Regions from separate parts of the Homo sapiens genome. Here region 2 is linked to region 1. Evidence: chromatin loops called from intact Hi-C (ENCODE). Cell type or tissue: heart right ventricle. All regions are shown on one strand. Links, peaks and the distances in the headings refer to the core of each region. The heading gives the core; the rest is flanking DNA. Region 1 overlaps DAG1 (dystroglycan 1). Region 2 holds the start of MST1R (macrophage stimulating 1 receptor).

Region 1 (11,898 bases), core at 2,380-10,379:
TAAGGGCTGGAGGGGGCTACACAGGCAGCAACATCTGCTTGAAATAATATGTGGTAGTTTGAGGCATCCCGACCTGATCCTCCTTCCCATTCAAATGACACAAAAGAGGAAGCTAGGTGGTCATCGGTTAATAGTTGGAGAAGGGGGTAATGAGTTACCAAAGGTATTTCTGAGAATAGTCTGTGTTCAGATGAATCAAGAAAGAATTGGGTTGGACCCGGAAGGGGAAGAAGTTGGCATTTGGATTTTTCATGTCTACCATAGATATTGAATAAAGGCAATGTATTAGCTGGCCCTCACCCACTGCAAAAATCTGACCCTTGAGGCTGGGTGCAGTGGCTCACGCCTGTAATCCCAGCACTTTGGGAGACCGAGGTGGGTGAATCACTTGAGGTCAGGAGTTCAAAACCAGCCTAGCCAACATGGTGAAACCCCATCTCTACTAAAAATACAAAAATTAGCCAGGAGTGGTAGTGGGTGCCTGAAATCCCAGTTACTTGGGAGTCTGAGGCAGGAGAATTGCTTGAACCTGGGAGGCAGAGGTTGCAGTGAGCCGAGATCTCACCACTGCACTCAAGTCTGGGCAGCAGAGCAAGACTCCGTGTCAAAAACAAAAAAAATCTGACTCTTGGTTACATTCATAAGCATTACTACATATAGGGAGAGAAAATCTTAAGGGGTAAGAGGGCGTGGCTTTGGCTGATGAGTTGGGTCACTGATGAGAATGGGTCACTTGCTCCTGTTGTAGAGGAATAACTACAATCTGTTGTGTGAGAGAGAGAAAGAGGCAGGTTACAGTCCGAGCATTTTAAAGACCCTTCTGGAACTCTGTTTAAGGAGCAGGTGAAACATATAGGGGCCTGAGTAGTGAGTGGAGTGGTGGTTCCTATAGGTCCTGTAACCATGAGGCTTTGGATAGGGGATAAAGTTTTTAGTTGTTTGAGAACGGCCTGATGCACCTTTTTGGCTATGGCTGTGGCAGGATCAGTACTTGGTTCCCAGAATGCAGATCCTAAGGTAGTTTTAGTAATGGTGAGGGTTGCCAAGGAATTGGTCCAGGCTTCTAAAGGTCCAGGGAGATAATGGTATATTGGGAACAAAGGGGGCATGCAGACCCAACAGAGTTCTGTGGAGCCTAAGTTGGCCTGTTTTAGTAAGTTGTAAGACAGCTGCAAGGTATGGTTTAAGTAAGGGGAAGAGTGGTACTAGAAGGAGACAAAGAACAAAAGAAAAAAAGGACATTTGAGATGGAGTGCAGTCTGCAAAAGTTTCCTGCAGCCATATCTCATAAAAGGAGGAGAAATAAATTATGGGGGGTGGGGGGAGCCTGGATACCAGGAAAGGTCTTCTACAAGGCAGCAAATAAAATTACTGAAAGAGTTGGTGGTTAAAGAATTGTGGGGAGTCAAGTGATCTTGAGTTTGGTGGGTCCTGTAAGAAAACAAGAAAATTGAGACAGGTTGGGATTAAGAGGAGGAGCCCTTTTAAGTTTTGAGAAATGTATCCAGGGAGCTATGCCCTTTAATTTTGCTGCAGTGGGGGGAATTGGTGGTTGTTAAAATGCCAGCTTTTAGTAATCTGGTGATGATGGGTTTTATTCCCTTAAGTCCAGCCTGACTGAGGGGATATTGGGGTTGTGAAACAATTTGGGAAGGGGCCTTAAGTTTTATTAGAAACAGCTGGTGGTATATGGCAACAGTGGGCTGAGAAGTGTCCCATACCATTGGGTTAACTCCTTGGATTGAAATTGTTGAGGACTGGGTTTGGGCTTCATTGTTTTCTGGCTGGCAAAGGAGCAAGTATGCAGGCACCTACGGTAAGGCATTCAATTGTAATGTGGCCCCAAATTTGTTGATTATATCTCTTCTAATAAGGAGTGTAGGACACTGTGGAATTACTACAAATGAGTGAGTAAAGGCAGTATTGAATAAGGTGCAGTATAATGGAGGTGTTTGAGAGTGAGCGGTAGGGTGGCCATCAACCCCAACAACAGAAATAGAGGAACAATTTAGGGGTCCATAATACTCTGGAAGAACTGAGAAACTTGCCCCAGTATCCAATAAGAAGGAGACTGGCTTACCAGATGCCATCCCAATTACCCCGGGTTCTGGAGACTCACATGGCATGGGTACAAGCAATCCCGGGCACCGTCAGTCTTCAGCTGCTAGTGTCAACAAAGAGGAGAGGTGTCCCTGTGGTGGGTTTGGGGACTGACTGGAGGATGCTGTTGAATGGGAAGGGCATTCTTGTTGAGAGCAGTCCATTTTCCAGTGTCCCCATTTGCCACATATAGGGCAAGGCTTTGTTGGAGGCCATGGGTTTGGGCAAGCCTTTGCCCAGTGTCCCGGATTGCCACGTCAAAAACAGGTGCCGGGGCCCTGAGAAGGTGATTTCTCCTTGGAACCTCTCTGGAGGGCAATGGCCAGCATCTGGTATTTAATCTTAGCCTGTTTCTCCTTTGGCACTTTATGTTCTTCCTCCCTGTTGTTGAAGACCTTGAAGGACAGATTTAAAAGGTCCCTTTGTGGGGTTTGGGGTCCCTCCTCTAGTTTTTGCAGCTGTTTCCTGATATCTGGTGCTGATTGTGAAATGCAATGTAAGTGAAGATAGGTTTGACCCTCTTGTGATTCAGGGTCTAGTTTTGTGTATTTGAGCATAGTCTCTAATAACCTTGATAGGAAAAGAGCTGGATTTTCATTTGGGCCTTGGGTTATTTCTCTAATTTTTTCATAATTTACTACCTTATCGGCATGGGCACATTTTTCCATGCCAGCCACGAGACAAGTGACCATATGGTTACGGCATTGGGTGCCAGGGTCCCCCTGTTGTTAAGTCCATTCGGGGTCGGCTAGGGGAACAGCAATGGCCGCAACAGGATTATGGACTGTATCCTGCTGATGAAGTGTGTCGGCATGGGCTTGAGCAGCTAGCCAAATATGCTCTTTCTCATCTAGGGTGAGAGTGGCTGACAGGATAACATAAATGTCATGCCAAGTAAGGTTATGTGACTGAGTAATATAAAGAAATTCCTTCTGGAAGTGGGATGGGCCAGTGGAAAAGGAGCCAAGGAGCCTCTCAACCTCCGACATGTCTGAGATTGAAAAGGGAACATGAACCCTGACTATGCCTTCTGCCCCAGCTACTTTGCAAAGGGGAAGGGTGGCCGGGGTCTGATTTTTTTTTTTTTTTTTTTTTTTTTTGAGATGGAGTTTCACTCTTGTTGCTCAGGCTGGAGTGCAATGGTGCAATCTCGGCTCACCGCAACCTCCGCCTCCTGGGTTCAAGAGATTCTCCTGCCTCAACCTCCCAAGTTGCTTGGATTACAGGCATGTGCCACCATGCCCAGCTAATTTTGTATTTTTAGTAGAGACGGGGTTTCTCCATGTTGGTCAGGCTGGTCTTGAACTCCTGACCTCAGGTGATCTGCCCGCCTTGGCCTCCCAAAGTGCAGGGATTATAGGCATGAGCCACCGCACCCAGCCCTGATTGTTTTTTGAATGAGTGACAGGTGGATAGGGGAATGAGAGAGATGGCAATGGTGCTGGCGGCTCTTGGGGAGCCTGGGGCTGGAGATATGGTGGACATTCCTCAGCAGGGTTGAAATTCCTTTCAGGGGCTGAAGGGGAGGGGTGAAAAGGGGACTGGGAGTTTTCGTTTAGCAATAAAACTTGATGAGGGGAGCAAGACTGATAGAGGGAAAGTTTTGAGTGTAAATACATGAAATCTTGGATATAAGGGACCTCGGACCAGTTGCCATTTTGTTGTAAGAAATTGTTAAGATTGCTCGGGCTGGGCCGAGCGCGGTGGCTCATGCCTGTAATCCCAGCACTTTGGGAGGCCGAAGTGGGCAGATCATGAAGTCAAGAGATCAAGACCATCCTGGCAAACACGGTGAATCCCCTTCTCTACTAAAAATACAAAAATTAGCTGGGCGTGGTGGCACGTGCCTGTAGCCCCAGCTACTCGGGAGGCTGAGGCAGGAGAATCGCTTGAACCTGGGAGGCAGAGGTTGCAGTGAGCCGAGATTGTGGAGTGCACTCCAGCCTGGTGACAGAGCGATACTCCATCTCAAAAAAAAAAAAAGATTGTTTGGGCTGGGCATTGTGGCTCACGCCTGTAATCTCAACACTTTGGGAGGCCAAGGCGGGCAGATCACCTGAGGTCAGGAGTTTGAGACCAGCCTGGCCAACATGGCGAAACCCCATCTCTACTAAAAATACAAAAAACTAGCTGGGTGTGGTGGTACACACCTGTAATCCCAGCTACTAGGGAGACTGAGGCAAAAGAATCTCTTGACCCTGGAAGGCAGAGGTTGCAGTGAGCTGAGATTGTACCACTGCACTCCAGCCTGGATGACAGAGCGAGACTCCGCCTCAAAAAAAAAAAAAAGAAAAAAAAAAAACGATTGCATTGAAGTTGGGGCTTGAAAGTGCCACTTTCCGGCCAGTAACTCAGTAACTGACATTATCCAGTTTGTACTGTGGCCAGGCCACGGTGCAGAAGAAAATTAACTGTTTAGGTTTTATAATGTCAGTAAGTCCCAACTGAACGTTGATTTTGTTGTTTTTGTTTTTGTTTTTGTATGACAGAGTTTCGCCCAGGCTAGAATGCAGTGGCGAGATCTCGGCTCACTGCAACCTCCACCTCCCGGGTTCAAGCGGTTCTTCTGCCCCAGCCTCTCGAGTAGCTGGGACTACAGGTGTGCACCACCACACCTGGCTAGTTTTTGCATTTTTAGTAGAGACGGGGTTTCACCATGTTGGCCAGGCTGGTCTTGAACTCCTAACCTCAGGTGATCCACCCGCCTTGGCCTCCCAAAGTGCTGGGATTACAGGCGTGAGCCGCTAGGCCCGGCCTCTCTCAAGACCTTTTGCAACGGAAGTGGGAAGTGATCCTAGACTACTGGCTCCAATTCCCTAGAAAGGGAGCTGGTCTGGCGTGAGCTCTGGACCATTTTGGCAGGCTCCAAACTTGGTTTTGCCCTCTATAGCCTAAGGATGCGACACCATGCGGACAGAAGACAACAGCACCCTCAGCCCTGGCCCTGGCCAGCTCCCAACTGGATGTCCCTGCTGTTCCAATGCATGCCTAGAGCTGTGAAGACTGCTTTGGGAAAGGTGTTTCCTGGGGTTTCAGGGTACCCCCACTCAGGGAAAGAGTAAGTCGCCAGCAGCCTCATCCCACGTCTGCTTCTAGTGCCAAGCAGGGGGACCCAATCACACAAGTGGAGGCACCTCATCTCCATCCAGTACCCTCCCAGATCTCACAGTACCCTATCAGGCTACCCCCTTTAGGCGGTGCCCTCAGGAGCTCTCTGGCTGGAGGAAGGAGAGACAGAGAGGCCCTGCAAGCGCTGAGCTCTATCTATACCGTGTGCAGGTCCCGCGCTGGCTCCGCGGGGCACGGGGCCTGGAGGCAGGCAAACGCTAAGGCGAGGGAGTACGCACAGGAGGGCTCCTTATTGGTTCCCCACCTCTGAATTAAAGGTTTGCTGACTGGGGTCTCGGTAGCGGAAGCCTGGGCCCCAGACTCGCCCCTCTTATTGCCTGCTCGCTTCCCTTGCCTAGGGAGAAGGGCACTGGCGAATCACAGGCTCCCCAGTTGCAGCTACACTCGCCCCGATGCCCTCAGGGACTGTGCGGCAGTGGTGGAGAGAAGACAAGTCTAGTTACACCACCAGCTAGCGGCCGCGCTCGGACTGGCTCCCCGCGGTTGGGCTACTCGCGGGCTTCGCCCCGCCCGCCCGCCGGCCCCACGGCCTTAGCCCTGCCCACAGCCCCGCTCGGCCCCGCGCTGCCGGAGATTTTCGTCCGCTCCCGAGCGGCCTCAGCTCGACCCACGGCCGGCCTCCGGAGGCTAGCGCTTTCCGGGAGCTGGCGGCGTTATTAGCCCCGCCCACAGCCCGACTCTTCAGCCCCGCCCACCGCTGGCGACTTAATCCTCTGGCGCCACCTCCTGGGAGGCCGCGGACACTGTCTCCCTCTTCGGCCCAGAGCTGCTCCTGGCAGTCCACTCTGCTGGGCTCACCTGGGGGGCATCTGGAGCCACTACCAAGGTTGGGAGCTCTCCCTATCCCCAGCCCGAACCTGCCCAAGGCCCTGCGTCTCGCCACACGGAGCCTTCACAGGGACATGGACAGAACAATTCGTCTGACCCGAACTGAGACTCTAGGATAATCGCCACCAAAACTGGGGGTAGTGGGGCTAACCAGGGCCCCAGCAACCCGGTCTTCATGCTGCCCATGCCCTAGGCTGTCCTTAGGAGGGCCCCTCCTGCAGGAGCACCCGAACTCCAGCTGATGGGAGCCCCCACTTTGAACCTCTTGCCGAACCTCCTCTAGATCTTCTAGGGTCCCCACAGGGAAATGGTACCCAGCATTTCTCCATAGGTGCTTCAAATAATTCTTTGCTGCTCTACAACAGGAACAGAATTTCATCATCAGAATTAAACCTGGCCGGGCACGGTAGCTCACGCCTGTAATCCCAGCACTTTGGGAGGCCGAGGTGAGTGGATCACCTGAGGTCAGGAGTTCAACACCAGCCTGGCCAACATGGTGAAACCTTGTCTCTACTAAAAATACAAAAATTAGCCGGCCGTGGTGGCGGATGCCTGTAATCCCAGCTACTCCAGAGGTTGAGGCAGGAGGATCGCTTGAATCCGGGAAGTGGAGGTTGCAGTGAGCCGAGATGGTGCCACTGCACTCCAGCCTGGCCGACAGAGCAAGACGCTGTCTCAAAATAATAATAGTAGTAGTAGTAATAATAATAATAATAATAATAATAATAATAATAATAATAATAAAACCTAAAGTGTTTGGGTCATATTTAGAACTGAACACGCCTCACACTAGCCACAAGACCCAGACCAATAACTCCCTTGCCCTCTCTGGGCCTCAGTGACTTTGCCTCAAGGTAGTTGTGAGGAAGGTGAGCAAAACAGGGAAAGAGTCACCAATGGATTTGGATTTTTAAGATATTGAAATCCCAGGCCAGGCGCGGTGGCTCACGCCTGTAATCCCAGCACTTTGGGAGGCCAAGGCAGGCGGATCACAAGGTCAGGAGATCGAGACCATCCTGGCTAAAACGGTGAAACCCCGTCTCTACTAAAAATACAAAAAAATTAGCCGGGCGTGGTGGCGGGCACCTGTAGTCCCAGCTACTCGGGAGGCTGAGACAGGAGAATGGCATGAACCCAGGAGGTGGAGCTTGCAGTGAGCTGAGATTGGGCCACTGCACCAGTCTGGGTGACAGAGCAAGACTCCATCTCAAAATAATAATAATAATAATAATAATAATAATAATACAAAAAATGAGCCAGGCGTGGTGGCACACACCTGTAGTCCCAGCTACTTGGGAGGCTGAGGCAGGTGAATCGCTTGAACCTGGGAGGCGGAGGTTGCAGTGAGCCAAGATGGCACCACTGCACTCCAGCCTGGGTGACAGAGCGAGACTCCGTCTCAAAAAAAAAAAAAAAAAGGAAATCCCAGCGCTTTGGGAGGCCAAGGCGGGAGGATCACTTACTTGAGGTCAGGAGTTCGAAACCAGCCTAGCCAAGATGGCGAAACCCCATCTCTACTAAAAAAAATACAAAAATTAGCTGGGTGTGGTAGCACGTGCCTGTAGTCCTAGCTACTTGGGAGGCTGAGACATGAGAATCGCCTTAACCCCGGAGGCAGAGGTTGCAGTGAGCCAAAATCACAACACTGCACTCTAGCCTGGGCCATAGAGCAAGACTTTCAAAAAAAAAAGAAAAAAAGAAAAAAAGAAATAGGCCGAGTGCAGTGGCTCATGCCTATAATCCTAGGACTTTGGGAGGCTGAGGTGGGTGGACTGCCTGAGCTCAGGAGTTCGAGACCAGCCTGGGTCACATGGTGAAACCCCATCTCTACTAAAATACAAAAAATTAGCCAGGCGTGGCAGCATGCACCTGTAGTCCCAGCTACTCAGGAGGCTGAGGCAGGAGAATTGCTAGAACCCAGGAGGCGGAGGTTGCAGTGAGCTGAGATTGTGCCACTGCACTCCAGCCTGGGCGACAGAGCAAGACTCAGTCTCTAAAAAAAAAAAAGAAAAGAAAAGAAATAGAGAAATGAAGCTCACTCTTGAAAGACTGATGCTTGAATTGGGCCTTCTTTGCTTTAGGGGAGCTAGGAAAGGGCCTCTCCTAGGAGCTTGTTCAACCTGTGGGCAACAAGGGGAGGCGAGGCTGTGGGCTACAATGAGGTAAGTAGTGTGGAGCCTCCAGCCCCCCCAAGACTGGTGGTATTCTTTTCTTTTTTTCTTTTTTTTTTTAGACAGAGTCTCAGCGTTTCGCTCTGTTGCCCAGGCTGGAGTGCACTGCAGTGGTGCAATCTCAGCTCACTGCAAGCTCCACCTCCGTGATTCATGCCATTCTCTTGCCTCAGCCTCCCGAGTAGCTGGGACTACAAGCGCCCACCACCACGCTCAGCTAACTTTTTTATATTTTTTAGTAGAGACGGTTTCACCATGTTGGCCAGGATGGTCTCATCTCCGGACCTCGTGATCCGCCTGCCTCGGCCTCCCAAAGTGCTTGGGATTACAGGCGTGAGCCACCGCGCCCGGTCCCAAACTGGTGGTAGTATTCTAGAGGCCAGGCTGGCCTAGACACACCACAAGATTTTCCAGCTAACAGCCCTTATCCCAAGACTAGCTCAAAGATCTAGGCCTAAGGCAGTGCCTTTATGACAAGAGAAAATGCAGATTCCTCTAGCATTTTCTAGAGACCAGCACTGTCTCCAAGCCAGGCCAGAGTCATTCCAAGTCAGAGGAATGTGGGAAGGCAGATTCCTGTAGGTCTGATGTTCCTTCTTTCCTACTCTCCTGTCTACGACCCTCTAACCCCAGCTTAAAAGACCTGAGCAGTCCTCATCCAAATCAAGGAACAGGGATCTGGCAGGAGTGCCAGGGGTCAAGGGTCTGCTGGGCTAAACAGCGGATACTACCCCATCCCCCAAAAGAGGCAGGGCAGAGCTGAGGCCAGAGGTCCTTCTGGCCTTAATGTTCTCTGCCAAGACCAAGTATTCCCTTACTTGAATTCAGAACAGTGAGTCCACTCATTACCCAGTGGCTTCAGGTTAGATGTTAAGCAAAAGTTCCTGAGGTCAAGAGAATAACGACGGGGTCATTTCCTGGGCCCCTGCTGCTAGGCCTAGGGAGTGAAGTGTGTGCTGGGGACAGCCTTTCCTGGCACTTAGCATGGTGCACATTCAGGTCCTAACTCCAAGTAGTTGTTGGACCTTCAACAACCCCCCCACCCTGGGAATCAGCTCTTATCTGCAATATCGGACCAGCCTCTGTGGGTCTTTGAGCAGAGGAGCAGGGGTCATGGTAAGGAGCCAGGGATGGCAGAGTTGAGCCCAGAAGAGGCACCAGTTGTTCTGTGACCAATCACTCGATTCTGCCCCTTTGCCCCTTGAAACACAGCTGCTGCATCTCCTGCCGCCCACACTCCGAGCAGTGTCCTAGGACAACCCATCTGCCCCTTCCTGGGCACTGAGTCATGATCAGCCTACCCAGCTGGACTGTCCATCCCAAGCCAGGGACTGAAGGTCACCCCCCAACCCCCAGAACCTACAGGCCAACCAAGGCAGAGCAGCCTGGCCAGAAACCATTGTTCCCACCCCAAGGCCAACACAAACCTGCCTTGAGACTACCTGGGAGACTAGCCAGTCCCAAGCCCACAAGATAATGCAGGCAGGAGGTGGGGTAGAGCTGCAGCCAGAGGTATCCCTAGGTCCCCATCTTCACAGAGACCTGGCCTGAAGGAACCCTACCCAGGAGGTACAGGGGCTGACACACTCTGGGGCAGAAAACCCGTGACACTTTCCCACCATCCTCCTTCCCAGCCAGTCTCACTGGTTTCTCTGCTATCCCCCACCCCTTACAGAGGAGGAACTGAGGATGTAGGAGACTTGTCTTAGCTGATTCACAGGCAGAAGAGGGGTGAAGGGGGCATTACATGTTGGCAGAGTTTCTGGAGTGCACACCCAGCCCTCCCAGCACAGAAATGGTAAGGCTTACATGGAGGCCACTGGGCCAACCCCAAGTGGACCTGGCTGAGTCTCCTCTTCCCCGTCACATGAGCCCCCAACCCCTCATGTCCAGGAACCTCTCCAGATGCCAGGGAAACAGATGCCCAGATGCAACGGCGTTGTAATAAAGACACTGCTTTTATTTAGTTTGATATGTTTCTTTACAGAATGCAGAAAACACATCTTAAAATCATATAGAAGGAAATAAAAACACATCAGTGGTTGGTGAACACTTGAATGTGAGATTGGCTCTCCATCTCACAGAGTCCAACGACCATCACCAGCCCAGCGCTCAGGGGAGCAGGCTGCCTGCAAAGGCATTGTTGCTGTTGTTATTCTGTTCACTGCCCCATCGCCTCCAGTTGCTATGGCAACAGGCCATTCTGGGCCAGCCACGTCTCTGCATGGCAGTGCCCAATGGTGGAGTTGCTAGGGGCGACGGAGCTGTTTGGAAGGCCTTTCAAAGCCCTCACCTGGAACATTGGGAATTGTTTATTTTTTGATGAGGTCATCAGAAATAATCTCACCAGGTCAGATCCCACTTGTGCTCCTGTCTCTGGGGCACCAGGGAAACTCTGACTTGGAGGCATGAGCCCAGTCACCAGTGGTCCACTGAGCCCGCATTTACAGGCTCCCCCACAGGGGCACTGCTCACTCCAGAGTACCCCCTGGGGACTGGGGCAGGGGAGAGGGGCTGGGCCCTGTGGGAGAAGGCGCAAGGGGAAATGCCCTCTGGAGAGCAGTAGGACAGAGACCTCTCCCCCCCTCCTACCAGCCCTCCCCTCCTGAGGCAGCACACACAAATCCTCTGCAAAACAGTCGATATGGCTTAGAAGTAGCTGCTCTGTGTGCAAAGGGAGCCTGGGTCCACCCACCCACCCTCAATCAGGGAATGGATACATTATTGCGAAAGGCATTCCTCCCTAAAAAGTACCCAAAATAACGCTTCAGACATCAAGAAAAGTCATGCTCAAAATGGTTTCTTCCACAGGAGGAGAATCGAAGCAGAGTGGGCGCCCCTGAGTCATGGGACAGAGATGCAGATGGACGGACGGATGTTCTGCTAAAAAAGGCAAAAGAACCCCAGTGTAATTCCAGAATTTAAACCATTAGGAAAAGTAGGGGGAAAAGAATCAAAACAAGCAAAGCCGTCAGTTCCATGGAATCAACACTTAAGAGCTCGTACAAACTGCTGTAAGCATCACCATTTTAAATCTTTTTTTTAATAAAACAATTTGAGGCTGTATAAAAACTTTAGTAAAAAATTAGCTTTGAGAGCTAACAGATTTTTATTATGAACTATTGCTGGCACTCCTCCCCAGCCGCCAGACCTTTTCCAGTAGTTCAGGCCCAAGGCCTGGGACTGGAGTGCCAGAGAAAAGGGATGGGGTGGGTCGGGGCAGGACTGTGGACTGTTAGGACAAAGCGGCCAAGGTCAAGTGAGGAAAGAGCATCACATGACATAAAAATATTGCATCTTCACCAAAATGTCCCCCACTGAGTGTTTCAAAAAACCGTGATATTCCTTTTAGGAGGAAAAAAAAAAACAATGCACAGAAAAAGGGTAAAACAAAATAGGTTGATGTGGTGGAGACCTTTGACCTCCCAGGTGCCCCCACAAGCAGCTGGCCCACCCTGGAGCACCAAAGTTGGGGGCCACAGCCACCACTGCCTCTTGGAGTCCCTTTTTCATGGAAATGAAGACCCCTTGGTCGTGGGCCACTAGTGTACATGGGCTGGAAGTGGGGATGTCCATGGCCCAAGAGACCCCTCCAGCTTCCAGCCCCTGGCAACAGCGGGAGAGCAAACCCAGCACCAGGGACTTGGCGTGAGCCAGGGCCGGGAGGCCC
Region 2 (11,898 bases), core at 2,124-10,123, 370 kb before region 1:
CCCCACAGGAGAGCTCAAAGGATGGCTACTGACATGCAGAGGAAGAGAAGCAGCGAATGCCTTGATGGCACATTGACTCCTTCTGATGGACAGAGTATGGAGAGAGCTGAGAGCCCCACACCAGGAATGGCCCAGGGAATGGAGCCAGGTATGGGCAAGTGTACAGCCTCAGCCAGCTGCCAACCAGAGCAGTCTCCAGGGGGAATTAGGATTCCCAACCACTTTTTCCTTTCCACTTATTCATGCATTTGTCAGTCACTCATTGGATATTTGTCAGGTTCTGGGGATAAGGCAGGAGGCCAGGCTCATTCTGCATCTGGCTTTCCTCTCCACTTCATGTTATGCTGCTCGCCCTGAGCTTTCTGGCTGCCATTGTGGGCTCTTCTGTTCCCTGTGTCTACAGCGCACCTCCCCGGCTCCTTCTCCCCTCCTCACGAGTTAGGCCTGCTCTGACCATGCTCTGTATAGCACACTAATTATTTCATAATTTTATCTCTTTATGCATATATTGCCCATCTCTCTCTTCCACAAGATTGTGAACACTTTGAGCGCAGAGCAGTTATATCCCCAGTGCCTGGTACAGGGCTGAATTCGCAAGAGAGACTCAAAATATATCTGTTAAACTATTTTGTCAAAAAATCAATAAAGGAAGACTGACCTGGTCCCTGCCCTGAGGCAGTCACAGGCTGCGGCGCCATTATAGTGGGGTCAGTCAGGAGCTATGGCCTGAGTAGGGTAGGGGAGCTTTCTCCCAGAGAGAGAGATTCATTGAGTATGGGCAGTGCTCCAGACACAGGGTGAGGTGCTGCGTTCCGGCACCTTACTGGGTACCATTGTAGTTGGGGAGAAGGACAATAACTGGCAAGTGCCACAAGAGAAATCAAAAAGGGATATATAGAGTGCCTGGGGTTGGAGGTCAGTAACTAACATCTTCCCTGAGAGCTTAAGTGTGACAATTAGCCGGCCTCTTGGGGAGGTAGGAGACAGCTGACAGCAGGTGTGGAGCTCCTGAGGCAGGTGGGGGTGTGTTGAAAGTATCTGAGAGCAGATGGATGTAGGCCAGTGTGACCAAGATGGGCAAGGGAGTGGGGTGGGAGATGGGAATGAGAGGTAGGCAGATACCAGCCACCACTGCTGCCATGAGTGGTTTGGGTCTTCTTTCCAGTACGATGAGAGGAGACTGGTGGGCTGTAAGTTGCAGAGAAGCATCATCCATGGCAGACAGTGGCAGAAGGGAACAGTGGCTTGATCCTAACAAGACAGGCAGTCATGCTGGAGTGACCACGTTAGGCACCTTGCTGGTAGGAGTGTCTGCCACTAGCTACCCCTCTAAGCACCAGTGCTTTTGGCCTGCAGGTGCGGGCCAGGAGGGTGCCATGTTCGTCCATGCCCGTTCCTACGAGGACCTGACTGAGTCAGAGGATGGGGCAGCTTCTGGGGACAGCCACAAGGAGGGTACCAGGGGTCCCCCGCCGCTGCCTACAGACATGCGCCAGATCAGCCAGGACTTTAGCGAGCTAAGCACCCAGCTGACGGGTGTGGCCCGGGACCTGCAGGAGGAGATGCTGCCAGGAAGCTCTGAGGATTGGCTGGAACCCCCAGGGGCAGTTGGGCGACCAGCCACAGAGCCCCCCAGGGAGGGCACAACCGAGGGGGATGAGGAGGATGCCACGGAGGCATGGCGCCTGCACCAGAAGCATGTCTTTGTGCTGAGTGAGGCAGGGAAGCCTGTGTACTCCCGCTATGGGTCTGAGGAGGCACTTTCCAGCACTATGGGTGTTATGGTGGCCCTGGTGTCCTTCCTGGAGGCAGACAAGAACGCCATCCGCTCCATCCATGCAGGTGAGCCACCTGGAGAGGGAATGGGGCGGGCTCCCCTGGCCAAGGTTCATTCATAGCAGGTTTTGGACCCCTGCAGACCAGAGGGCTGGGATGTGCTGTGTGACTGAGGGTAAGTCCCTCTACCTCTCTGAGCTTCAAGGTCCTCACCTGAACAGAAGATAACAACACTGCTGGCCTCATGGGGCTGCGGCGAGGACCAAAGTTGCCTCTGACATGGGCTTTGCCTTTGGAGAGAGTGAGAATCCCCCTGGGGAGGCAACAACAACAACAACAACAAACTCTATCTATCTATCTATCTATCTATCTATCTATCTATCTATCTATCTATCTATCTAATCTATCTATCTCCCAGGTCCTGAGCTCCACCCAGCCAGCCCTTGCCAGTTGCCAGTTGACTTAGCACTTAGCATAAGAATGTGTGTTTCAGAGGGAGCTAGTCTTTGAAGCAAGTGGCAGGGATAGGCCCTGAGCCCTCAGGGAGAAGGAGCAATGGGTTTTTATCCTGAACATCCTTAAACCCCTACTGTGCGCAGAGCTCTGAGCGAGGAAAGGATGGGGAAAGCGAAGAGCTGCGCTGGAAGGCGGTTTTCGGAGGGAGCTGCCGCTGAGGCTGACATCCTTCTTTCCTGTCCCGCTCTCAGATGGCTACAAGGTAGTATTCGTGCGCCGGAGCCCGCTGGTGCTAGTGGCGGTGGCTCGTACGCGGCAGTCGGCACAAGAGCTGGCGCAGGAGCTGCTCTACATCTACTACCAGATCCTAAGCCTTCTTACCGGTGCGCAGCTGAGCCACATCTTCCAGCAGAAGCAGAACTATGATTTGCGGCGCCTACTCTCGGGCTCAGAGCGCATCACCGACAACCTGCTGCAGCTCATGGCACGAGACCCCAGCTTCCTGATGGGGGCGGCACGGTGCCTGCCCCTGGCGGCGGCCGTGCGCGACACTGTGAGCGCCAGCCTGCAGCAGGCGCGTGCGCGCAGCCTGGTCTTCTCCATCCTGCTGGCCCGCAACCAGCTCGTGGCACTCGTGCGCCGAAAGGACCAATTTCTGCACCCCATCGACCTGCACCTGCTCTTCAACCTCATTAGTTCCTCCTCGTCCTTTCGCGAGGGCGAGGCCTGGACGCCCGTGTGCCTGCCCAAATTCAACGCAGCCGGCTTCTTCCACGCACACATCTCTTACCTAGAGCCTGACACTGACCTCTGCCTGCTGCTTGTCTCCACTGACCGTGAGGACTTCTTTGCAGTCTCTGACTGCCGCCGCCGCTTCCAGGAGCGCCTTCGCAAGCGCGGAGCCCACCTGGCCCTGCGAGAGGCACTGCGCACACCCTACTACAGCGTTGCCCAAGTGGGCATCCCTGACCTGCGTCACTTCCTCTATAAGTCAAAGAGCTCGGGACTCTTCACCAGGTGAGGGAGGGCCTTGAGGGCACTGCTGTAGCGGGACAGGGACATGTGGAGTCGGGAGGCTGTTTGGTCCTGAGCTCTGAGATGTAGCCCTGAAGCTGTCCCTACCTTTGGAAGCAGACCAGTGTGCTGGGCCTGTTTTACTCTGGCACCAGAGACCCAGACTCTCCATCACCCCATGAGCATACCCTCTCTACTTTATTAACCAGAAGGCCTGGAAATGCCCAATATACCCAGAGAAGGAAACTGGAACAGAGGTCTCCGGGGTCCCTTGCCCTGGAGCAACTCTACTTTAGGGGTCATTTTGGTCCAGCTCAGGAAGCACAGCCCTCCTCCACCCCCTCCCCCAGCAGAGGGGCTGGGAAGATATGGCCTCCCTTTGTCCCTTTTGGCCCACAGGATTCCTAGCTCACCTTTCCTCTACTCCAGATCTGTCACTCTGTCTTGGACATCTAAACTCAACCTGGCCTCTCCAAAGAGGGGTCACCAAAGACACTATGAGCTTAGGGGGTAAGAGGGGACATAGCTCTAGTCTCAGTGGGCCCAGCCCTGTCCTGGGGTGCCTGCTATGGTGGGGAGACAATGCCCTGTCCTAAGGGAGCACCTGGAGGGTAGGACATAAGATAGAGTCTTCCTGGATAGGAATAGGTGTTTCTAAATCTCTAGAGAAGACAGTGGAAGTCATTCCTTTGCAAACCCACTCCCTCCACCCTGTCTGCAGCCCTGAGATTGAGGCCCCATACACCAGTGAAGAGGAGCAGGAGCGGCTGCTGGGCCTCTACCAGTACTTGCACAGTCGTGCCCACAATGCCTCTCGCCCACTCAAGACCATTTACTACACGGGCCCCAACGAGAACCTCCTGGCCTGGGTAAGGCAGCCCTGGGATGGGCTGGGCTTTATGGAGGTCCTAGGTATGGGCCATGAGGGGCCTCTAACCTAGATGACGACCCTTTGCCCCTTCTCCAGGTGACAGGCGCCTTTGAGCTCTACATGTGTTACAGCCCCCTGGGGACCAAGGCGTCAGCCGTCAGTGCCATCCATAAGCTGATGCGCTGGATCCGCAAAGAGGAAGACCGCCTCTTCATTCTCACGCCCCTCACCTATTGATGGGAATGTGTGCGGGCTCAGCCTTCCTGGACACACTAGGTGTGGGAAGCCATAGGAGCCTCCAGATGGGGGCTGGCCTCTCTTGCCCAGCCAGCGGGCAGGGACTGTGGGTTGGTGAATGCATTAAAGTGCTTTGGGGAAGACACTTGTCAAGCTCTGTCACTTGTCCCTTCGCCCATCCACCCTCACTCACATACAGACACTGGATCCTCCTCCGTAGCTCCTGCACAGGGACACAGGCACATTTGAGCCCCTCTCCTCCCTCCCTTGCACCAGCATGAGGCCACACACATTCTCAGCTGGATCTTGGGCTGGGGCCGTTTTGGTTTAGTTGAAGTCCTACCATATATAAAAAGTTCTCAGGCACCATACTGCCCTACCCTACCCCCACCCCCATATTCAGTCTGAGCTTCTGCTGTCTGCCTCTCTTATCACTCCTGGGAGGGGCCCCCTGCTGCATGCCACAAAAGACTACTCAACCACCTTCAGAGCCCTCGCTGTGGCTCTGTTTAATGGGTTGCTGTAGTTCAGCAGAAGCTGAGTTGAGTAAGATACAGATGGTCAAAATGGGGGGAGTCTGAGCCCTGGTACTGGATGGAGCCCCTGGTGAGGCAACCCAGTCTTCAGCTGAAATTCAGAATCCAGTCTCCCTTTAGCTGCAGGCCTCTGAGGAAACTGTCCCTGCTCAGGCCTTCCCATGAAGGGCTGTATGCCTCAGTTCTCCTACCTCAGCCAGTGCATTCCTCCAAATGGTCCTCAAGAGTGAGCTGAGGGTCTGAGAGAAGGCCCAGTTGACCCTCTAAGGCAGAAGTGGGCCTGCCATAATAAGAGCTAATACTGCTACGTGCACTCGGCCCTCCTTAGTCACCCTAGTCCCTGGCATGGCATAGGCAGACCTGCATGGGGCACCATGGACATCCAGGAGGCTCGGCAGTGAAAGCCCAGCCCCATTTACTCTACCACAGGACCCAGGGCACAATGCAGAGAGCTTCCACTTTGCTGCCGGGGGATCTTCTAGTTCTGGCCCCAGGGAACACAAGGCCTAGGAAGTACTTATTGGAGAAAACTGTCCTCTGAATGTGGTCTTCAGACTGTCAGAGAGAATCACCCTCATGCAGTTTCTGAGAGTTGAGCCAATATTTTCTGCTACTAAAATCAAGCCATATTGAAGAATGAGCCTGTGTGGGTGACATGGACCCAGGGTACACTGGAACAGTTGTATTTATTGTCCCAGAAAATGGCAGCACAGCCCCTGCCCTTGGCCCCACTGTGGCTCACATTGGAATGGGCATGGCAGCAGGCTACCAGCCCAGATTCCAAAGCCTCCGGGGAGCAGCCATAGGCTTGGTGGGTGCTGTTCACCCTGCACACATGCCCTGGGTCTCTTTTATGCCTGTTTTCTGCTTTTGTTCCTCCCCTGCTCCTAGTAAGAACACCAAACCACTGCCTCTGGGGCCTGGGTGATGCCAAGCCAGCTGTCCCTGATTGTTACTGGCATTCTGGTCAACAGTGAGCCCCTAAGTGCCTCTTTTGGTTGCCCTGACTCTTGTAGGTTTCTCAGCTTCTGTGTAGTTCAGCATATATTCTGGGGAGATCATAGTTGGATAAATGTGTATACCTAGGACTATAGGCACCTAGGAGTGTGGGGTGTACCTGCTTGGAGATCAGGGGTGGGAAGACAGACAAATAGGGAAGGTGTTCGTAGTGGAAGAGCCAGCATGTGCAAAGGGAAGGACCTGGTAAGAACCTAGTACAGGCCGGGCATGGTGGCTCACGCCTGTAATCCCAACACTTTGGGAAGCCAAGGATTGTATATCACTGGAAGTCAGGAGTTCCAGACCAGCCTGGCCAACATGGTGAAACCCTGTCTCTACTAAAAATACGAAAATTAGCTGAGTATGGTGGCGTGCGCCTGTAGTCCCAGCTACTCAGGAGGCTGAGGCAGGAGAATCGCTTGAACCCAGGAGGCAGAGGTTGTAGTGAGCCGAGACTGCGCCACTGCACTCTAGCCTGGGCGACACAGTGAGACTCCGTCTCAAAAAAAAAAAAAAAAAAAGAACCTAATATAACTTGTTTGCAGTGAAGCTGGAGTGGTCCACACAAGGGCTGGGGTTCTCAAACTCCAGGTAACCTGCAGTGTGATGTGGTCATATTACAGTTAGAGAGACTCCCTTGCTACTGCTAAGGTGATCTTGGGATTAGAGAAAGAGGTTAGACCTAGTTCTCTAGAACAGTGTTCAGAGGGGACTGAGAGCTCAAGGAGGGAAAAGTGGCTAGTATTCCTTCAAGGCGTCAGGTGCTAGGGCAGTCGAGCAGGTTCTTAGCCAGCTATGTTAGCTTGGGGGTGCCCTTGTACTTGGCACTTAAGAGTCCCATTAGCTGACCTCCCCCACACACCTTGACTGCCCCCTCCTATAGAGGCGGCAGATGGCGAGAGGGGGAAGGGGTGCTCCTGTGTACCCCTGCTGTTGAGAACCAAGGCTGCCTTACAGGGGACCTCAGCCTGGGGACAGCCATTAGCGCGGCCACACGGTGGCAGCGGAGAACTAACGGATGGTTGCCGCAACACCACCCCCAAAAAGGGGTGGGTGGGGTGATCTAAGAGGGCTTGTGAAGTCTTCTCCCAACCACCAGAGATCCCTCTGAAAGTCTGGAGGTGGGATTTGGGTCACCAGAACCCCTGTCTGTGCGCCAGGCTGAGAATGTTTCATTTTAGTTTTGCCTTGCCTATCTTTAGATGTGTTGACTGTGGAATGCAGGAACCACGCCACGGTTTTCTCCGGGTGTTTATTCATTTCCTGGCCAATTCTGCTTTGGAAAAGGAGTGTCTTTTATGTCACCTCAGGGCACAGTATCAACCCTGCACTGGGTGTGGCCGCCCCCACTTCCATTTCCTCTTTCAGTCTTCAGGTGCTCATGGAGCTCCAGGCTGGAAGGAGGGGGAGTCCTGCACTGGGGATGGAGGAAGTGAAGTATCCAGAGTAAACTGTGCTGGGGTGAGTGTAGCACTGGGTCTGTGAGACCCAGGAGAGGGGACTGGCAAAGTCTGGATCAAAAAGGCTTCCTGGAGGAGGTGCCATTTAGGTGGCAAAAGGAGAAAAGGGAAAGAGTGCTCCTGGAAGGAGGAACAGCACTTACAAAGGTCAGGTTAGGAAGGGGATGCAGGCACAGAAGTATGAACTGAAAGGGGAGTGAGGAGATATAGCTCCCCAAGCCAGGCTAAATCCTGTTGGGCTGAGGGCTCCTCTCTCCCCCAGCCTCCTTATCTACAGCCTTGGGGCCCATAGTTCACAGCCCAGACCCACCCTGTGGACCTTCCCTGTCTTCTAGGGTCCAGGCCTATCTAACTGAGGGGTCTGTCAGGCTAAGGTTGTCCCCCAGGGGCCTCAGTCTAGTGTTGGGGGACCAGTTACCAAGGGGCAGCTGCTGAGATCCAAGTGTGGGACTAGGCTCCCCCACCCCCACTCCTCATAAACAGAAGAGAGAACTCTGGGAAATCACCTAGTCGGAACTACGTTTTCTTTTTCTTTTTTTGGAGATGGAGTCTCGCTCTGTCACCCAGGCTGGAGTGCAGTGGCACAATCTCAGCTCACTGCAACCTCCACCCCCTAAATTCAAGCTATTCTCCTGCCTCAGCCTCCCTAGTAGCTGGGATTACAGGCACCCACCACCACGCCCGGCTAATTTTTGTTTTTAGTGGAGATAGTTTCACCATGTTGGCCAGATCTGTCTGTTCACCATGTTGGTCTTGAACTCCTGACCTCAAGCGATCCACCCGCCTCGGCCTCCCAAAGTGCTGGGATTACAGGCGTGAGCCACCACGCCCGGTCACATATTTTATTTTAAAAACATTTTTAGCAGTTTTTTTGTTTTGTTGAGTTTTGTTATGTTGCCCAGGCTGGTCTTGAACTCCTAACCTCAAGCAATCCTCCTGCCTTGGCCCCTCAAAGGAGTGCTAGGATTACAGGCATGAGCCACGGTGCCCAGCCCAGAACTACATTCTCATTGAAGAGAATAAGATCCAGCAAGGCCTACAGAGCATGTTGGAAGTGTCCTGAGAGCCAAAGCCCATGATTCCTCCATATCAGGGGGGCACTGGGTAGAGCCAGGAAGGAAGGGGGAGTCCCCAAGGCCCATACTGTGGACCCCATTATACAGCTTCCATATACTGAGGCTGCAGAGGAGGTATGGGCCTCCACTTACGTGCCTCTCTGACTCTGAGGTCCAGTCAGCAAGGCCAGATCCCATCCTAAGACCCTTATGGCCCTGGGAGAGCAGGGCATAACACACCTTCCTCTGACACCATCTTGTCGCTGATAGCTCAGGAGAAGCACATGGAAGAATGGTCCCGGCCGGGCGCGGTGGCTTACGCCTGTAATCCCAACAGTTTGGGAGGCTGAGGCGGGCGGATCACCTGAGGTCAGGAGTTTGAGACCAGCCTGGCCAACACTGTGAATCCTGTCTCTACTAAAAATACAAAATTAGCCGGGTGTGGTGGTGCGCGCCTGTAATCCCAGCTATTCAGGAGGTTGAGACAGGAGGAGGTTGAGGCTGGAGAATCGCTTGAACCTGGGAGGCGGAGTTTGCAGTGAGCCGAGATCGCGCCACTGCAATCCAGCTTGGGCCACAGAGCAAGACTCCTTCTCAAAAAAAAAAAAGGACAGTCCTTTCCCACAAAGGGTGGCGCCCCATAACATCTCTTGTAAGTGCCCCACATCTCCCCTCTGGTCTTCCACACAATCCTGGTCTCTGTTCTCCACATGGTGGGCCCCCAGGCCACCTCTGGGCACCAGCCACTGAGGGTGTTGCTACTAAGTGCAAACTAGTTCCACCGCAAGCAAAGAGCCCAGTGTCCTGCCCCCCTTCTCGCTGCGAACCAGTCGGTAGTGGGGGGATGGGATGGGACGGCTCAGACTGGCTCACCTCTCTCCAGGCCACACCATGCACATCCACCCACAGGCCGCTGAGAAAAAGGCGCCAAGACGCCAGGTGAAGGTACAGGAGCCAGGCCTCCAAGGGCCGGAAGAGTCGGATGGGCGGAGGGCCTGGGCTAGGCCAAGCCTTCCTCGCGGCCCCGCCCCCACGGCCCGACTCCGCCCGCCCAGCCCGGCGCCCTCGGGTCGGCTGAGCGCTAAGCGCCAGTGTACAGCGGCGGCTGGGGCGGCAGGTGAGGCGGCTGGGGCGTTGCTGTCGTGCGTCCGCAGGCGTCAGGTGCTCAGACCCGAGGGCCGGGAAGGGATTTGGGTTTCACAGGAACCTGGGGCGGGGGTCCGCTATCTTGGGGCTGTCGGGACCGCTGCTTAAATTTGGCCCAGTCCAGACCTCGAGTCGGGCCCCCAGCCAGGCCCACGCCCAGGTCCAGGCCCAGGCCGGTAGGGATCCTCTAGGGTCCCAGCTCGCCTCGATGGAGCTCCTCCCGCCGCTGCCTCAGTCCTTCCTGTTGCTGCTGCTGTTGCCTGCCAAGCCCGCGGCGGGCGAGGACTGGCAGTGCCCGCGCACCCCCTACGCGGCCTCTCGCGACTTTGACGTGAAGTACGTGGTGCCCAGCTTCTCCGCCGGAGGCCTGGTACAGGCCATGGTGACCTACGAGGGCGACAGAAATGAGAGTGCTGTGTTTGTAGCCATACGCAATCGCCTGCATGTGCTTGGGCCTGACCTGAAGTCTGTCCAGAGCCTGGCCACGGGCCCTGCTGGAGACCCTGGCTGCCAGACGTGTGCAGCCTGTGGCCCAGGACCCCACGGCCCTCCCGGTGACACAGACACAAAGGTGCTGGTGCTGGATCCCGCGCTGCCTGCGCTGGTCAGTTGTGGCTCCAGCCTGCAGGGCCGCTGCTTCCTGCATGACCTAGAGCCCCAAGGGACAGCCGTGCATCTGGCAGCGCCAGCCTGCCTCTTCTCAGCCCACCATAACCGGCCCGATGACTGCCCCGACTGTGTGGCCAGCCCATTGGGCACCCGTGTAACTGTGGTTGAGCAAGGCCAGGCCTCCTATTTCTACGTGGCATCCTCACTGGACGCAGCCGTGGCTGCCAGCTTCAGCCCACGCTCAGTGTCTATCAGGCGTCTCAAGGCTGACGCCTCGGGATTCGCACCGGGCTTTGTGGCGTTGTCAGTGCTGCCCAAGCATCTTGTCTCCTACAGTATTGAATACGTGCACAGCTTCCACACGGGAGCCTTCGTATACTTCCTGACTGTACAGCCGGCCAGCGTGACAGATGATCCTAGTGCCCTGCACACACGCCTGGCACGGCTTAGCGCCACTGAGCCAGAGTTGGGTGACTATCGGGAGCTGGTCCTCGACTGCAGATTTGCTCCAAAACGCAGGCGCCGGGGGGCCCCAGAAGGCGGACAGCCCTACCCTGTGCTGCGGGTGGCCCACTCCGCTCCAGTGGGTGCCCAACTTGCCACTGAGCTGAGCATCGCCGAGGGCCAGGAAGTACTATTTGGGGTCTTTGTGACTGGCAAGGATGGTGGTCCTGGCGTGGGCCCCAACTCTGTCGTCTGTGCCTTCCCCATTGACCTGCTGGACACACTAATTGATGAGGGTGTGGAGCGCTGTTGTGAATCCCCAGTCCATCCAGGCCTCCGGCGAGGCCTCGACTTCTTCCAGTCGCCCAGTTTTTGCCCCAACCCGGTAAGCTGAAAGAAGGGGCCCTTACTTGTGAGCTGCATGCACATGGCTGAACACAGGCTGCTTCCCTTCCATCACTGAGGGGATCTGGGGGCGCGGTGGGGGGGCAGGCGGAAAGAAGCATTCTCTCTCACCCAGTTCCTAAGTGCTGGGGTGGTGTGAGAAACCAGCCAGACAAAGGCTACACTGGAGGCTTAGCTCCCAGGCTGGCCCTTGTGGCTGCCTCATCTTGCTCTTTCCCCTACCTGCCCATCATGGCCTCTGGTTTTTTAGGTAGTTTCCCTGGCTATGTGAGGATAGGGTTACATAACCGTGTCTCTGTTAGCATAGCTCCTGAATGCTGGGTAGAATGATGGGCATTCCCTCCTACTTGTCCACCACCCATATCCTCAGGGACACACGCAGAAAAATAGCACTCCCCCCTCCCCTCCCCCACCCCCGCCACCACCACCACCACCACGCACAAATACACAGGGAGATGCTCACAGATTCACAGACTCACAGCTGCTTGCCAACAGTTTCACTTTCCCTTGTTTTGCTCTGCTTTCCAAAGGGGGTGGGACGGGAGTTGTCAGAGAATCTCCCCTTCCTCCACACCCCCTCCCCCCACCCACCCCCATCCTTCTGCCAGCCACCACGTTCCAGGGAGCCTCCTGGGCCTTGGAAGTTGGGAGCTTGTTAGGGAGCCTGCATGTCCTGGGCTTCACTAACGTTTTTGCCATGATTGGGGGTGATTGGGGGAGTACCCAGAACTCATGGAATGGCAGCTTGGTTCTAGAAGGTTCTGGGAGCCTCACTCTAGTCTTGTGCAAGCAACTATAAACATCTGGGGATAAGTAAAGGCCTAGGAAGGGCTGGTTGGAATTGGTCCATCCCAGACTTTTTTTTTTAACTGTATTTGGAGCCCTACCCC

What was found. Peaks named below come from ENCODE experiments on the same cell type or tissue, not always from the same donor. Only the 100,000 strongest peaks of a DNase experiment are listed, where the experiment ranks them.
Region 2: it touches region 1 in a loop (5-fold over the local background); 4 of 110 quality-filtered maps call a loop at or near these places.

Annotation. Positions count from the first base shown.
Region 1 is chr3:49,533,885-49,545,782 of GRCh38, reverse strand. DAG1 (dystroglycan 1) reads right to left here. Exons shown (of 3, transcript NM_004393.6): 3 at 10,168-11,898. Among named protein-coding and RNA genes, the nearest start is that of BSN-DT, 15 kb to the left of the region's middle. RefSeq lists a silencer at 5,591-5,820 and enhancers at 8,027-8,527, 10,047-11,045. In heart right ventricle, for the core only: CTCF peaks have their summits at 5,750 and 5,957 (motif pointing left); DNase peaks (open chromatin) are centred at 5,033 and 5,822; H3K4me3 peaks cover 1,281 bases; H3K27ac peaks cover 1,252 bases.
Region 2 is chr3:49,901,470-49,913,367 of GRCh38, reverse strand. It overlaps MST1R (macrophage stimulating 1 receptor), which reads left to right and starts at 9,495. Exons shown (of 20, transcript NM_002447.4): 1 at 9,495-10,988. The coding sequence starts at 9,759. It overlaps MON1A (MON1 vesicular trafficking associated A), which reads left to right. Exons shown (of 6, transcript NM_032355.4): 2 at 9-148; 3 at 1,357-1,842; 4 at 2,484-3,249; 5 at 3,968-4,115; 6 at 4,214-4,495. The coding sequence starts at 22. The coding sequence ends at 4,354. RefSeq lists enhancers at 6,966-7,165, 7,316-7,475, 8,450-9,122, 9,111-9,160, 9,797-10,470 and 2 more and a silencer at 9,351-9,570. In heart right ventricle, for the core only: CTCF peaks have their summits at 6,675 and 6,877 (motif pointing right); DNase peaks (open chromatin) are centred at 6,887, 9,387 and 9,707; H3K4me3 peaks cover 2,044 bases; H3K27ac peaks cover 3,222 bases.